Linked DNA regions of Homo sapiens: region 2 is linked to region 1. The links are chromatin loops, found by intact Hi-C in ENCODE. Cell type or tissue: heart right ventricle. All regions are shown on one strand. Each heading gives the region's core, and the rest is flanking DNA. Links, peaks and the distances in the headings are about the cores only.

The links. Peaks named below come from ENCODE experiments on the same cell type or tissue, not always from the same donor. Only the 100,000 strongest peaks of a DNase experiment are listed, where the experiment ranks them.
Region 2: it touches region 1 in a loop (4-fold over the local background); 2 of 110 quality-filtered maps call a loop at or near these places.

What each region holds. Positions count from the first base shown.
Region 1 is chr13:36,543,570-36,551,555 of GRCh38, reverse strand. No RefSeq gene overlaps it. Among named protein-coding and RNA genes, the nearest start is that of CCNA1, 120 kb to the right of the region's middle. In heart right ventricle, for the core only: no CTCF peak of the experiment used is centred there; no DNase peak of the experiment used is centred there.
Region 2 is chr13:36,668,654-36,676,639 of GRCh38, reverse strand. It overlaps SERTM1 (serine rich and transmembrane domain containing 1), which reads right to left and starts at 2,620. Exons shown (of 2, transcript NM_203451.3): 1 at 2,456-2,620. LOC102723490 (a long non-coding RNA gene) reads left to right here. Exons shown (of 7, transcript XR_001749825.2): 7 at 1,213-1,295. In heart right ventricle, for the core only: no CTCF peak of the experiment used is centred there; no DNase peak of the experiment used is centred there; H3K4me3 peaks cover 1,311 bases; H3K27me3 peaks cover 2,285 bases.

The sequences.
Region 1 (7,986 bases), core at 1,162-6,161:
AAGGCTGGCAGATTTCTGCTCTTTCCATTTATGGGAAAATGACAGGAAAGTGTTTGTGTTGTGTGGATGGTTTCCGGTGCCCTCATCAATGTCTGGCTTTAAGGCTGGGTCAATACCACTTTGTTTTCCTTCAGTAAGTGCCTTAAAACTCTCAATGCCAGGAACAGCAACCAATCTTTATTAATTAGCCCTTATTCTCTGAAAAGATGCCTTCCATCACATTTAGAAGGAGAACTTAGTCCTATCCTTGGCACCAATTTCTAGAATCCTGCCCTTCACATTTGTTCTTTTTAATGACTTCGTATCCACGCCTTCTGGGCTATTCATTTGTTCTTAGGTCTGAGGGGCCGGCCTTAGATGACCAGCTCGTGAGAATACTTAGAAATGTACTTCTTGCTTGGCTCTGAGAAAACTAGACCTGATTTGCTTTGGGTTTTTTTTTTTTTTTTTTTTTTTTTTTTGCATAAAAGGTAGCAACTGAGGATTTGATTCCAACCTTCTGCCAAAATCTATATCCTCAAGTAGCTTATCAGGGATAAAATTAACTATAACTGAGGCAGAAAGTGAGTTTGCTCTCTCCTGATGTTAGCACCCTGCAAAGAGTTAATAGAACATGATTCTTAAAAAATTACCCACCAAAGCAAGGGAGAATCCATAATAACTCACACTGATTATTTACTATGTGCCACCAACTGATCTAATTGTTTTCTGTACATTAACCAATTTATATATGAACACCTTATAAAGTAAATATTATTATTATTACTATTCCATTTTATAAATGAGGCTAAGCCGGGCTAAGTATATAGTTAGTAAATGTCAGAGCCAAGATTCCCAAGGAGACTCTCTGGCTTTACAGCGCACAATCCAGACCCCAGGCTATATTGTCTCTCAAGTTTCCCCTTGATGTGTGATTCCATATATCTGGCATTACTAGTTCTATTTCTATCTTCCCCTAGACTATAAGCTCCATGAGGACAGGGCCTTGTCTGCTTCACTCACTTAAACTATCCTTAAAACTAGCGCCATGTCTAGCTTATACTGTGTCTATAAATATTTGTTGAGTGTAATGGAAAATGACTTCTTTCCCCAATTCTCAGAACTGAGCAAATGCATGCAAAATAGTTGCTGGGTTCAGAGTGGAACAACTGAATGAGGGTGTGTCAGGAATTCTCTCCTGCCATCGCTGAAGCTCCCTGGTGGTGAGTGCAGCCACATTCATCATTGTTATACTCACAGAGGCTACTTAAGAAAAATTCCCAAAGGCCTGAACCTTCCCCCATTAATCCCACACTCACACTCACTTCTTTTCACTTAAAAAACCATGAAAATCTCCCTTGACAAACAGAGTCCACTGGCCTTTGGCCTTTTTGTGGGGAGTCAAGAAGCACAGCTGATGCAGGGAATTCTGCCTGCACCCTCTGCACCCTCCTGGCTTCCTTCTCCCACCCAGGCTCAGTGCAGCCACAGGGATCGGGTCTAGGCAGTCCTCCCAGGCTTATTACAAATCTTCTTTGGTTCACACTCACATTCCCAGGGGACCTTAAAAGCAAAGAAGTAGAGTTACTCGGAATCAGCTGAAACCTGTCAAGCCTCCAGGCCAGCTGGAGCAGACCAGTCCCAGGGGATGGTAACCTAGCAACCGTTCAGGTCCCACAGGCCTCCGACTGCAGCACCTTCTTGGAGTTACCGGACCCCATTTGCACCGCAGCCTAAAAAGGGTTGAAGAGGTATTGAGACTGGAGATGGTCCTGGATATGAGGTGCATGTGATGCACACACACGTGCATGTGTGTTTGTTTATATCTAGGGGAAGATAGAAATAGAACACACACACATGTATGTGTATCCCCTGTTTATACTGTTTGTAGGGAGAGGGGATGGAGTAAAAAAAGATGTGGGGATCTTGCCTGTTAAACCAGCTTTGATGTCTCTCAACTGAAATCCGCTGGTGACTGCAAGCCCTAAAAGTGAGCTAGACATTGCTTCAGAAAATGCCAGGAGAGCCATCCCAGTAGGGCAGTATTAGCTTCATAGCAGCAGCAGTATCTAAGTGGAGCTTCTAAGAGCTAAGAATAGCTATTGTTTATTGAGTGCCTGTTCTGTGCTGTGAATAGTGCTAAGCACTAACAAATATTGGTGTGGATTGAGTTGGCTGACTATGAAATAGTCAGGTATTATTCATGCCGTTGTTACAGATGATGAAACTGAGGCCCAGAGCAGTTGGGTAATTTGCCCTGAGTCACACAGCTGGTGAGAGATCCTGGTACAGGCTCCACCAACAACCAACAGCACAGTCTGGGTAGACCTTGGCTTCCTCCCCCATTGAGGAGGAGAATAATGCCAGCCTTGCCTGTTTTGATGGCATCCAAGGAGAAAAGTGATGTGAACATGCTCTGAAAAGGACCAAGGGGTGGATTTAAGGTGATTCTAGGAAAATTCTTTCCCCTGTTTGTACTGTAAGATACTTGGGGGAAAATGTCTCACTTGATTTGTCTGTGTCGTCAGAGGTAGTACATATAAAGCTCTTAGAAAATAACGCATTGAATGAACAAATGAATCAACACATGACAAATAAACTTTTAGGTGTGGTCACCAAGTGCCGCCTCCCAGAAAAAAATCTCAAACTATTTTAAAATTGCTTTTCTCCAAGCCCCTGGGAAATGCAGTGTTTCTATATAGCCTCTGAGAAAACCTTACCACCTGCAGGTGTGAATCTAAGATGCAATCTTTCTGATTTTCTGGGAAGAGCTGTGTGTTTGCTCACGTGGAAATGTGCAAAGGTAAGAAGAGCAAATATTTCATTTGACAGGAGCCAAAATAGGATAATAGCGCCAACAGTTTTTTAAATGAAGTCCTAATTATGGCTCATAGTCTCACTTATGATGAGAATATTTTTGAGGTTCATATATATTCATATAGATCGATTAGATGATAGTTGATGATAGGTAGACAGACATTTGCATATACTATTTTTAAACATCAATCAGGACAACCATGCATGGGGGAGGAGAAGTATTAAAACCGGACACATGGAGTAATGCGGAAAAAGTGGGGAAGGCAGCTTTGTGTTCAGTCCCATGATGGGCCCACCTTGTCTCTACCTGCCATAGTCTGCCTGATAGGAAGTGCTGCGGTGGCCACAGCTGGAGCCGCCTAGGGATGTGTGGCTGCCAACAGCCAACAGCAACAGGCACTTGGTTCGTGCTGATGGCCAACTCGATCCACACCAAATGTTTGGCAAATGAAGCGTGGAGTGGAAATCTGCCAATTTAAATGACACAGTGCTCGGTGTATGCTGTTCCCTTTGAATCTCAGTGTAATAACTATGGCTCTACACCTTCTATTGCCTTTCGCTTAATCTGATATGGTAGGAACCTGGGGCCGGGGCAGGGGGAGATATATCCAGTCAGCTCCTGATGAAGGCAGCTCTCGATGTCAGTGGGTAATTTGAAAACTAGAGATAAACTTTAGGCTGGCTTGGGATTGAGGAATAATGCTGGAAGGAGAGCCACATGCCCCTGACCTTAAGGAGGATCCAGCAGATGGACATGGAAGAGTGATCCTCACCATCCGGGTAATCCATGTGCAGAAAATTGGTAGTCAACTGTCCACTCTTTGAAAAATAGCATATGTTACGGCCACCCAATATCATTCATGACCAAAACCTGTTAGAGTTTGTAAACAGCCTGGAAGAACAATGAGAAAAACCTTAATTGGAGATCTATTTGTGCTTCCCTTATGAAAGCAAATGAATGATGTGTTAATGGAGGGTCTTGGGACTCATTTACAAGCTTTGGCACCTGTAAGTGCTGTCTCAGGCAGCCTCTACAGAAGGACAAGTATCAGCATTTTAAAGTAATCGAGGACATTTTCATATGCGTGTGACCCTTGCTGTCCCCAATTCTATTTACAGTGAACACTTTACATGAAAACAGATGAACAAATAAAATGATTGGGAGATGATTAGCTTTGAAGCATGAAGTGTAAACAGTCTTGGTTTCGCACACATGCTAATTGCTTTCCACTGATCCCTCACAGAGAAAGGACCTATAGGTTGGAACAATTATTGCTGGAGTAGCTGGTGCGATTATGTATGTGAAGTGTATTATACACTGTAAAGTGATGTACAAATGTGAGTGGTTGTTTATAGCAAGAATAGACATGATTCTATACACCCCTTCCCTCCTGGATCTCTTCTCTCTCTGCAATTGCACAGCTTTTAACTACAATACAAATGCACGTGTGTCAGCCTCCCTAGATAATGAGAGGGAAGTTATTCTCTACCTGTCACTTTTCTCTCTCTGGCCCTCATCTATTCTGTATAGTTCTCTCCTTCTCCCCGTAAGGGCATAGAACTCACAGGCTTTCCTGTGGCATTTCAGAAGTCTTCCAGCCCCACAGCAGGCCCTCCCAAACCCACCCTCTCCTGCCCTTCTGCCAAATTTACATCTTATTTGTGACAGCTTTTCTGGATCGGACCCTTAATTAATTGCATTCTTGCTGACCAGTGGCAAAGATGAGACTGCAGACTCCATAAAGACATTATGTTTTCTTTGCACGTCTGCTTTGCAGTAGAGTAACATTTAGGGGCCTGTTGCACACAGGATGATTGGGAGGGCAGAAGACAAGAGCAGGCTCTGGCCAGGCATAAGAGAGCAGATTTTGACTTGACTTCCTTGGGATTGTTTGCTGCTTGAGTGTCAGGCTAAGTTGTCACCTGGCTGTAGTCCCTGGCTTTTCATTCAGTATTGCCATTTCCTGGCTGCTGAAACTGGGCAAGTATTTGATATTTTTGAATATGTTTTCTAATTTATAAAATAGAAATGATAAATAGTGCCTGACTCATAGGATTGCTCTGAGATTAAATGAAATATTTATCAAGTGCTTGGACATTACCTGACATGTACTAAGTACTCCGTAAATGCTAGCAATCATGGCCCAGCCTGTTATTATCTTGCATATGAGTATGCAGTCTACCATTTTGCTGGACTTCTGAGCTTCGGTCCCAAAGATTACCCTGGGACCCAAGGAGGAGCATCTTAGAACCAGGACCCACAGGACCCCAAAATGATGCTCTGAGGCATCAGAGAAACATGAGGCTATCACCTTCAACAGACTATACCAGACGGTCCATGGAAGTCCCGTAAGTAAGCACCATTTTCACGTGTTCCATATTCATCCCCAAAACCTTCCCTAGAAGTTTCAAGAGAGCCTCTTTCCCAAATAAACTGAGCCAGAAGCTTCTTCTGAGCAAAACTGATTGGCAGCCTGAATGATTGCAAGTTCATGTCTAACATGGTAGAGCATCCTGGGCTATTTATAGAACAGGTTTTATTTGACTAAATCTGAGCTTTCATCTTCCTCAAAGAGATGAGGATAAATCTTTAAAAATAAATAAGTAAATAAAAGGTAAGGGAAGGGGGAAATGTAAAAAAATAAAAAGGAAGTCATTCTCAGGGCTACTGGAAGTGGGCAAAGGGCAAGAATGTCTCAACATGTTTTGAAGATAGTCATATCTTTTCTGCATCTTTTCTGGCATGTTTTCTGCCTTTTTTGACAAACCCTTCAGCAGAACTCTGACCCAGCATTTCTCCCAAGCCTCTACCCACTGGTTGGCAAGAACACCTTTAACTAAGTTTCCAATCCAGCATTTCTCCCAAGCCTCTGCCTGCTGGTGAGCAAGAACACCTTTAACTAACTTTCCCATCGGTTTAAACTCATTCAATTCATTGTGTGTATCTATGCATCCCTTTAGCTAGTCTGCAGATACTTTAGGGAAAAAATGCCAAATCCCTTAGATAGCCCACTTCCTGCCTTCTTCTGCATCTCTCCCTAGGGTAGACTCCCATTTTTGGAGGAGAGGGGATCTTACTCCTTCTCACATCACAGGGCAAAGAGACTCCCTGGCCTTACACAGTCCTTGAAGGTGTGCAAGCTGTTGTCCCCTGTCACCAGAGTGATGTTCCTATTGCTATGGGTCCTGCTGGCCCCAAAGTCTAGCCGATTTAAGCCATGACTTGGTCTCTTCTGGGTTGCTCTAGGCCAAGAAACACTCATGGGATGAAGTGGCCTCTCCTTGACTCTGCCTATCTGCAGACCCCTGAGCGTCTGCTGCATCTTTGGTCAGACTCTGCTACAGGGCTTCCTTGCCTGCCATGGTAGACTGATTGACAAGTCCCCCGGCCATCAATTCAGCATCCACAGCCCATGGGCACTGACAGCAGCCCAGAAAGCTAAACCCAAGGGATCCACTCTGTCTGACTCTGCGGCTTTGCCCAAGGTTGTTGTAGGTAGTAGAATATCTTAAATGATCATCAGTTCCTGAGTTGTCAGTGTCAGCATTGCTCATATAACACATCTACCTCTCTCTCACATCTAAGTAGGTTCCGTGTCATCAGCTGTCAGGTCTTCTGGTTTTGGTATCAAAGACAAAGGGGTTATCTCAGAGGAAAATCCACAATTTTGAGTCTTTGGTGCATGGCTTCTCTTACTGAAGGTGGGTGGGAGTGAATGTGTAAAGACAGGTATGAAATTCCCTATCCCTACAGTTACCTGATTTTCAGTGTTATTGCTCTGTTGCCGAATCTTAACTTGCATGGGAGAAGTTAAATATTATGTCCAGCTTTCTCTCTGCAATCTTCTGTAATATTTTTCAAACCCCTCCCCAACCCTGCATACAGATACGTTGAGCCAACCAGGACCAAGGTAAAGAACTCACGTAGGTAAAAAGAAAGCCCATTAATGGATTTTAAATAACATCCCTGTTACATATATAACTCCCATTCCCACTCCATTTTGTATGTTCCGTATTTGTTTCCAGACTCTTTCCTAAATACTTCAAAAGAAAGAATTATTTATTTATTTATTATTTATTTGAGACAAGGTCTCACTCTGTCACCCAGGCTGAAGTGCTAAATACTTCAAAAGAGCCTCTTTCCCAAATAAACGCAGCCAGAGGCTGAGCACCCATTTCACGTTGATGAAAATTTCTGTGTGCCATGCACATTCACCATACACACTACATCCATAGCCAAGCTCCAAAATCCTTTGTCTTTTTTTCTGGACAAGATTGGTGCTTTGCAAGCAGAGGGGGGAAGCTCATAAATGGCCCAATGCTATAAAATAAGGCAAATAAATGTTCACCTACTATTCATTATACACAGAGAATTTTGAAAGGAACAAGTGTTAGATTTGATCTAAATAAATTACATTGATCAAACAAATTAAGAACAAAGAGGTTTCCTTGCAGCAGGAGAGGCTGCAGAGCAGGTTTGTAAGCTCTCAGTTTGGGATGGAGCTGAGTGCTTTAGATATATGGGGCTCTTCCTTCAGCATGTGTCAATCTGGGTTTTAACTGTTGTTAAGTTAAAGTTTATTAAGTTAAGAAGCATCAGCAATACCCAAGAAAGCATGAAGGTTCCAGCAGCTATGTTCAACCCATGAAAAACAGAAGCAATTTGAAAGATGGAGCTCATTTTCACAAGCAAAGCAAAGGGAAAAGCCAGTGAAGCATGGAGCCACAGAGCTAGCTGAGAGAATGGAGGTAAGGGCTGCTCCTGCAGATCCCTGTTTGCTAACAGACAGCCTAGGCCAGCGACACAGGAGCTTTCGCTGGCTGTCAGATCATTTTCAGAAGCAGCAATTCATGTCACGCTAATAGCTCAGTCTATAATTAGGCATATTTATCTAAGTCTCTGTGATCTGTCTCCTGCCTCTCTGTGCTTGGTTTCCTCCAAGAACAAATAATCCCAATGAGTTATGAGTCTCTCCAGAGTGGCAAGTGGGAGTGTGTGTGTGTGCTGAAAGCCCCGTTATCAAATGGTCTAAATGCAATCTTCTTATTGTTCAAATATGTGGGTAGAGATTGTCTCTTCTCATGGGAAGTGGATTCTTCAGTGCTTACCAGAAAGAGCTGGGAAGCAAAACACATTGTCTGCCACAAACTGACAATGATCGTGCTATTTCTGTGTCTTCCTATATTAGG
Region 2 (7,986 bases), core at 1,703-6,702, 120 kb before region 1:
ACTGAATGGCTTATGGGTACCATGAGCCAGGCAAGTGGGACCTACACAGTGCCTGGCATCCAGGGCCATTCAGAAATGTATTTTTTCAGATTCTTAAATTACTACTTTAAAAACTCAGATGAACAAAACACAAAAATTCAGCCATAATTTTATTTTTCACTTCTTCATTATAACTAATTAAGTATAAAAATGCTCGTACAAACTGTACAAACTTTAAACAAAAAAAGGACCCCCCAAAAATGTTGTAATATAAGTATAGGGAGAAGAGTAAGCCAGAGAAGAACGATCATCAAATGAGCTCAGACTTTATCTAGTATAGAGGCTGAATCAGAATTTTGCCTGTGATGAGTTAGTCTTTCTTTTTTATAATGAACGTATAACTCCAAGTTTGCTTAAAGGTTAGTATGGTTGGTCATTCTTACAAATCAGCTCTGTCATTCTTCATCTGCCCTCACTAAAAAAGAACAAGAAAAAAGAAAAAGAAACCCAGGAAACCTGCAAATAAACTCTCTCGTGGATTTGATGCCACATGCAATCACACAGTTATTTATATCTTAACCCCTGATGTGCTTGTCCAAATCGTAGACATCTAGTAAAATCTGTTGAACTGAACGAACTAACAGCAAGGGAGAATGGACTCAATCTTACCTTACAACAGGTTTCTTTAATGAGAACAATAAATGTGTGCGTTCAGCTCTTCAAAGCACTTTGCCTTATATAGAGGAATCAAAAATAATAAGCCCCTCAAAGCCAAAACACAAAAATGGAATATCCCACCCACGTGCTGGATCTCAATATTTCCAGATTACTTCTGAGGTTGGCAGAGGCTTCGGCGGCCCTACGATGTCCAGCATTTAAAGGTGACTAGGGCATGGGCTGAGGGAGGCTCTGAGACCAGGCAGCCTCACTCACAAGCCCTCCAAAAGGCAATTTGCTTTACAGATCAACTAAAAACGGTGTTCTGAGTGTGGTGGTGGCGGGGGAAAAGACACTACTCTACTTAGTAAAATGAAGAGAATTTAGTTACAAAAAAGATATTTAAGAACCTCTATGGGCATGATCACAAATAAGCTGAGACACCCAGACTAGTTGTATAATTCAGCAAATTAAATATTGTTTTTTTCAGAGGGTGCATGGGGCTCCGCAAGACTGCATTAAGAGACAAACCCTTTAAGAAAAGACTGTCACTTGTGCCTCTTTTCCTGTTGACAGGCTGTTGTCTGAACAATGAATCCTGGAAGCACCTAGGAGAAGGCACCTAGGAGAAACGTCTTAGGGAGTAGTCCCGCGGGTCCGCCCCAGGACAGTAACGCTGTCAGTTTCCCCGCCCTTTGCACCTGTAGTGCAGACGGTACCAAATGCGATGGCTTTGAGACGTCCTCTAGACATCGGAGCCCATCATTTACCACAAAGAACACTGAAGTACTTACTTTAGCAGAACATTTTCCGAAGAAAAATTAACAGGGAGAGGAAATGAAGGACACTAACAAACAGACCCCATCTCTAGAGTCTGAGATCAAACCCAAGTCCGATGGAGCCCGGGCATCTGGTGGAGGAAAGCGGGCAGGCATAGCCCCAATCCTGGTCCTCAACAAGATATTTCTGTGAATGAATCCCTCTGCTCCCTGGAGGAGGGCACATTACATATCCCTTTCCTAAATCAGAACTGAAGCAATTTGCCCATCATTCGCACACCTCGACAGGGAAAGGCAGGATTCCAGTGTCTCATCAGACCCGGGAAGAGGGGAAGGGTCGCTGGCGCAGTTACCTACTGGGTTTCCGGGAGCTAGGGAAAACGCCCCTGGGAAACGCAAGTGTTCAGCGCCACATAAAACTTCCCCGGATTTAGGGCCACCCTAAGACGGGCGAAAAGACTCTCCAGCGCCTTAGCAGGTGCAAAGCCAGCTGTCAGTGTGCGCATGGCGAGTCCCCGTTCCCGAGAAGGGACGCAAATGACCCTAGAAAATCAGACAGGAGCAAAACAAACCCAAGAATGACCCTCCACACACCACAAAGGCAAAAGCAAACAGAAGGCACCTAGACACACTCTGCAAAGTGTAGAACTGTCTACACTTGCATGGAGGAATCCACCTTGCAGAGCGAGGGTAGACCTTCCCGGTTCCCAGTGTCTGGGACCGAGGCAGGTCAACACGGGGCCAAGGACATTGCACTCAGGGCCCCTCGCGGCTCCTCCTGCAGCCCGTGGAGTCACCCCAAGACTCGGAGAGCCGGGCTGCGATTGCTTCTCGGGACAGTAAGGACACCTCAAAAGGGATAGATTTGGGGGTGTTTCTCAGAAAGGAGCCACATCTCCGGGAGCCCAGATCTCGGGGGAGAGTCTGGGAGGCGGCTCGCCTCCAGGACCCGAGGCCGCCCCAGGCAAGGAGTGGGGCGCTCTCCGCGTAGGGCAAGTTCACCCCCAGAGCTCGGGACCCTGCAAGTTTCCCTCACTGACCTGCAGGTCAGGACACGCGACTTCCCCGGCAGGTCTCCTGCGCTAGCGGTGGGGCGGTGCTCCGGTCTGGACGATACGCGCCCGCGAAGCCGTCCTCGGGAATGTTGGGCGCAGCGGCGCGGCGCGCAGTCTGGGCGCACGGCGGACAGCAGGCGCAGCGGGAGTGGATCCGGGCTGCCGGCCCCGCACAGCCCGCGCGTCGTCCCTCCGCCCCTCCTGGCCGCACAACCAATGGCCGCGAGCGGGTCCCACTCCTCACCGCCCCCTAGTCTCGGCTCTAGCGGGCGCTTGGCTCTAGGACGGCGCCCAGCTCGGGCGAGGGAGGAGCTTGCGCCACCATTGGAAAATCTCGGAGGACGAGGAGGCGTTGCGCAGGGAGCCCATCTGGGGAAGGCAGGTGTAGTGGGTGAACTTTTTTGTGTGTCGGGGGGAGGAGGGGGGAGTGGGGAGGAGGGCAGTTTTTTTAGGGCTCAGGGGCCTTTCTCTGCAGATGAAAGCATCCACTTCTTGCCAACTTTCTCCTCCTCTTACATCTTTTATGAGTTCCTCGCAGCCCCCACCCAAAACAACTACTCTGGGTGCATCATCGCAAGCCCAGCTCTGACTGAGTTGCGTGGGGCATGGCCTCATCCTGTGATGAGCTTAACCACAGACAGCCCTTGCTCAGCCTTCGCCGCGTGCGCCTCTGAATCCTATACCAAATCATTAAATGAGTCGAATAGGATTGGAGTTTCTGTCATTGCCAGGGAGACAGTCAGTCATGAGTCCCTACTAGGGAACTGGCGTAGAGAGTCATATATCGTAACAGAACTCCGGAAAAGGAGGCTTTAACTGATCCGACCAACTTCAGTTACCAGTCAGTGCTGCTACCTTGACCAGAAGACTCTCTCTCTGTATTCCTGTTTTTCAGCTGGAAAATGAGAGACTTCGATCACTTGGTGGCTGCGGTCTGTTTCACTCTGACATTCAACAATATTGTTGCTCTGTGGCCTGTAAAGGGCTGAACTCCTGGGAAGTGTTGGTGTGGCTACCTGTTCCTTGAGCCCCTACTCCATCTGGTTCTGCTGTCTTCACCGTGAGACCTATTAGTGGCCAGAAAAGCAAATCATGCACAATACAGAATCAGGCCACCCAAGTCTCAGTGACCACCAACACATGCACGTATACTGCCACCCACCAGGGCCCGGCTCCTAGGAGCCTGCTACTTCCACCCATGTTCAATTGTTCTCCACGTAGAGATAGGCAGGGGCACCTGGCTTAACTCTGAAGCTCCGTGGTACATAAGTAAAGGCTCTCTGTCTCTCCCCTTCCTTCTCTAGGGCAATTGTGGGTGGGTGTGAATCTCTCTTATGTGGATCCTTCTGTGCCTGATGTAAAATGCAGGAGGATGGAATGAGCTGTGTTGTCAAGAGGGCAGATTCAGAGAACCACTTCCCTCCGGGCACACTTGGATTGGCTTCCTGAATTTCACCTGTTCATGTGCCATTCTCATGAGTTACCTTACATCCATCTACAGTCTGCTCCATTATGCACTTAGTAAATTTTACCTTAGATTTTTACTTGGCTTCATCGTAAGCAATAATATCTATGAAATTATTGGTTTGTGAGATACCAGTTGTATTTAATATTTTAATGCACAATGAAATGAAGGCATAAGTCTTCCATGCTAAAATCATTCTGAATATCACTGGTTGTTCTCACAACTCACTTTTTGAAACACTAAGGTGTATGGGGGGGCAGTTAGAACTGTTGACCTTCAAAACAGTGGTCCTCAAAATTTCTTTGTGCATAAGATTCCTAGGCCCCAACCCTATTGTCTGGTTCATTCATACTCTACATGTTTGTTTGTTTGTTTTGTCTCTCCCCTTCCTTCTCCAGGGCAATTGTGGGTGGGTGTGAATCTTTTCTATGTGGATCCTTCTGTGCCTGATGTGATCCTTCTGTGAGGAGTCTTGCTCTGTCGCCCAGGCTGGAGTGCAGTGGTATGATCTCGGCTCACTGTAATCTCCACCTCCCTGGTTCAAGCAATTATCCTGCTTCAGCCTCCCAAGTAGTTGGGATTACAGGTGCCCACCATCACGCCCAGCTAATTTTTGTATTTTTAGTAGAAACGGGGTTTCTCAATATTGGCCAGGCTGGTCTTGAACTCCTGACCTAAGGTGATTGGCATGCCTTGGCCTCCCAAAATGCTGGGATTATAGGCATGAGCCACCGTGCCCGGCTCATACTCTACATGATTCTAATACAGTTTGTCTATTGAGAAACCCTGCCAACATCCTGCAGTTGTCAGAGAGGGGAAAAGAACTGTTGATTGCTGGGCAGTCTTTTTATTTAGACTGGTATAGCAGTTTTCTTTTCCTTGTCTTACCTTTGGTGACAAGGTAAGGTAAGCTTTCTTTCCCTCGGTGTCTATTTTATAAGAGGGTGGATTCAGAGAACTACTTCCTTCCAGGCACACTTGGATTGGCTTCCTGAATTTCACCTGTTCATGTGCCACTCTCATGAGTTACCTTACATCCATCTACAGTCTGCTCCATTATGCACTTAGCAAATTTTACTAAGTGCTTTATAAAGCTTTTCTTGACATTTCCTAAACTTAGTTTCCTAGTTTAGTTCCTAAGTTTCCTAGTTTCTTAGTTCCCATAGTTTCCTGGAGTTAACAAATGACCGGAAACTGGGTGGCTTAAAATAACGGAAATGTATTCTATCTCAGATCTGGAGTCCAGAAATGAAATTGTTGGTTGATTCCTTCTGGAAGCTCTAAGAGAATCCAATACAGAAGTCCCCGCATTGTTCATGGGGTATGTGTTCCAAGGTCCCCAGTAGATGCTTAGAACCACAGATAGTAGTGAGCCCAGTTCTGTTCATCAGAACACATTTCTGTTCATGTCTTCCACCTGCAAGCTTAATGCCCTTTTCATCTTAACTAAGCTCTTATCCCATGCTGTATATGAGAGGCTGTAACTTTTGCAGTTTGAAGTGTGACAGCAAAACTGCACAACTTTCTTTTCCCTTCTTCACAATTTCACGAATAGAAGATTCCTTCTTACTGTAGATCTAAGCAACCTCAGCCTGTGTGTTTTTTCTTTCCTTATTAAGAATTTTCACCTTTTCACTCAAAGGAAGCACTTTACAGTTTTTCTTTGGCATACCCGACTTGCCAGTATCACTACTCTTGTATTTTGAGGCCATTACAAAGTCAAATAAACTTTTCTTGAAGACAAACAGTGTGATTCCATGACAGCCAATTTGATAACCAAGATGACTACTAAGTGGCTAATGGGTGGGGAGCTTAGACACTGTGCATACACCATTATATCCACAGGAGGTATCCATACTGGACAAAGATGATTCATATTTCGAGCGGGATGAAGCAGGACAGTGCGAGATTTCATTACACTACTCAGAATGGTAGCGACTTAAAACTTATGAATTGTTTATTTCTGGGATTTTCCATTGAATATTTTCAGATCACAGACCTGTTACCTGAAACCGTGGAAAGTGAAATCTCAGATAAAAGGGGGACTACTGGGCATGCCTTTTTCTCAGCATTCAGAAATGTTTGGTGTTCCTTGGCTTGTAGGTAGATGCATTGCTGCAGTCCCTGCTTCTGACTTCAAATCATCTCCCTGATATGTTTCTTCTTCCCTTCTTTTCTAAGGACACTTTCATTGGATTTAGGGCCCACCATAATCCAGAATGATCTTATCTTGAGACTCTCAATTAAATTACGTCTGCAAAGACTGTTTTTTCCAAATAAGGTCACATTGACAGGTTCTAGATGTACATATATTTTGGGGGAGGCACCATTCAACCCACTACAGTTAGTATCAGTGATTGCCCAACCCCTCTGCTTTTGTGTGAGGGTGTCCTACCTCCTCAGGGTGACATTGGGTAAACTCTAGTGATTTTAGGCTTTTGGGTAGCTGCCAAAGTCAACAGGGCCACTTTGCACTTCTCAAAAAAAAAAAAATACTGGCCATTTAAAAATGACACAGGGAAAACATGTAAATGTGTTTTGTGGTCTTACTTTGTAAACTCAGTGGTTCTGTAATTCTTCTTTCTCTTTATCTTTTTGGCTTAGGGTAGGGTGCCTTGATAACATCCTCTGTTTGATCTGGTACAAAACTCCTTTATTGCCTCTGTATTAGTCTGTTCTCATGCTGCTAATAAAGACACACCCAAGACTTGGTAATTTATAAAGGAAAGAGGCTTAATTGACTCACAGTTCCACATGGCTGGGGAAACCTCACAATCATAGTGGAAGGCAAGGAGGTGAAAAGTCACGTCTTACACGGTGGCAAGCAAGAGAGAGCTTGTGCAGGGGAACTCCCATTTATAAAACCATCAGATCTTATGAAACTTATTCACTACCAGAGAACAGTGTGGGGGAAACCACCTTCATGACTGAATTATCTCCACCTCGCCTTGACACATGGGGATTATTACAATTCAAGATCAGATTTGGGTGGGGACACAGTCAAACAATATCAGCCTCCAAGTACAGTGAAGAATTTGGGAAGCTAGCTTGATATGGGAAACAAAGCCTTTGTTCTCTTTATCTTAAAAAATTTCACATATAAGATATCTAGAACATTTTACTTGACAAATTTACTTACATAGGACGTCTTCATAGGTAGGACAGGTACCACTCAAAGGCCTGGGAATTTACAGGCAAGGTTTGGAGACATAACTTTTAGGGAACACAATGATTATTCTCCTCCCCTTCAGTCTTATTCAGGGAGAAATGGGTTGTGAAAAAATGGTGTGGAATTTGGAATCAGATGGAGAGTCATTACATTCTGATGCTATCGTTTACTCTCTGTGTGAATTAAGCCAAACACTTAACCTCTCAGCCTCATTTTCCTGATCTATAAAATGAAAATAGTGTCTGCTTTATTAAATGGTTGTTGAGTGCTAAATACGTGTGCACACGCGTGCATGCACACACACACACACATGCACACACAAGAGTTCCAAACAGTTGTCTGCTATCTGGTAAGTGCTCAAAAATACTAGCTCCATCTTTCCTTCCTTGCAGCCATGCTCTGAAAGCAACATTCAGAAGTACTTTTACTAATTTTCTTCTAGGTTATCAGGAAACTTTTTAAATGTTCTACCGTGGTTACTGCATGGACTAACTTGTCTCTCACTTTCCTTTATTCCTTCATCTCAGCTTCCTTTTGATGTTGCCTTTCCAAACTTTATCTTCTCTCTCATGCTCACTCTCTTTTCTTTCAAGCAAGCCTCTTATTCCATCAGCCACAATATCAGAGACCTGTGTTCTGTAAAGGAACTCTGAGAAAATAACTCTGTTCATTTTCTGAGCATCTCTTCAATCCTTTCAATAAATTCCTTTTTTGTTGTTGTTTAAACCAGCCAAAACAGTTTTTATTGCTCACAACTAAGAATACTTTGGCTGAGGCCTGATATAAAGGCTGTACTTCAACAAGAAGAATGCTAATTAACTGATCCAGGTAACTTCTCCATCTAGGGCATTTGAACTGGAATATTAGAATGGGTCAATTAGA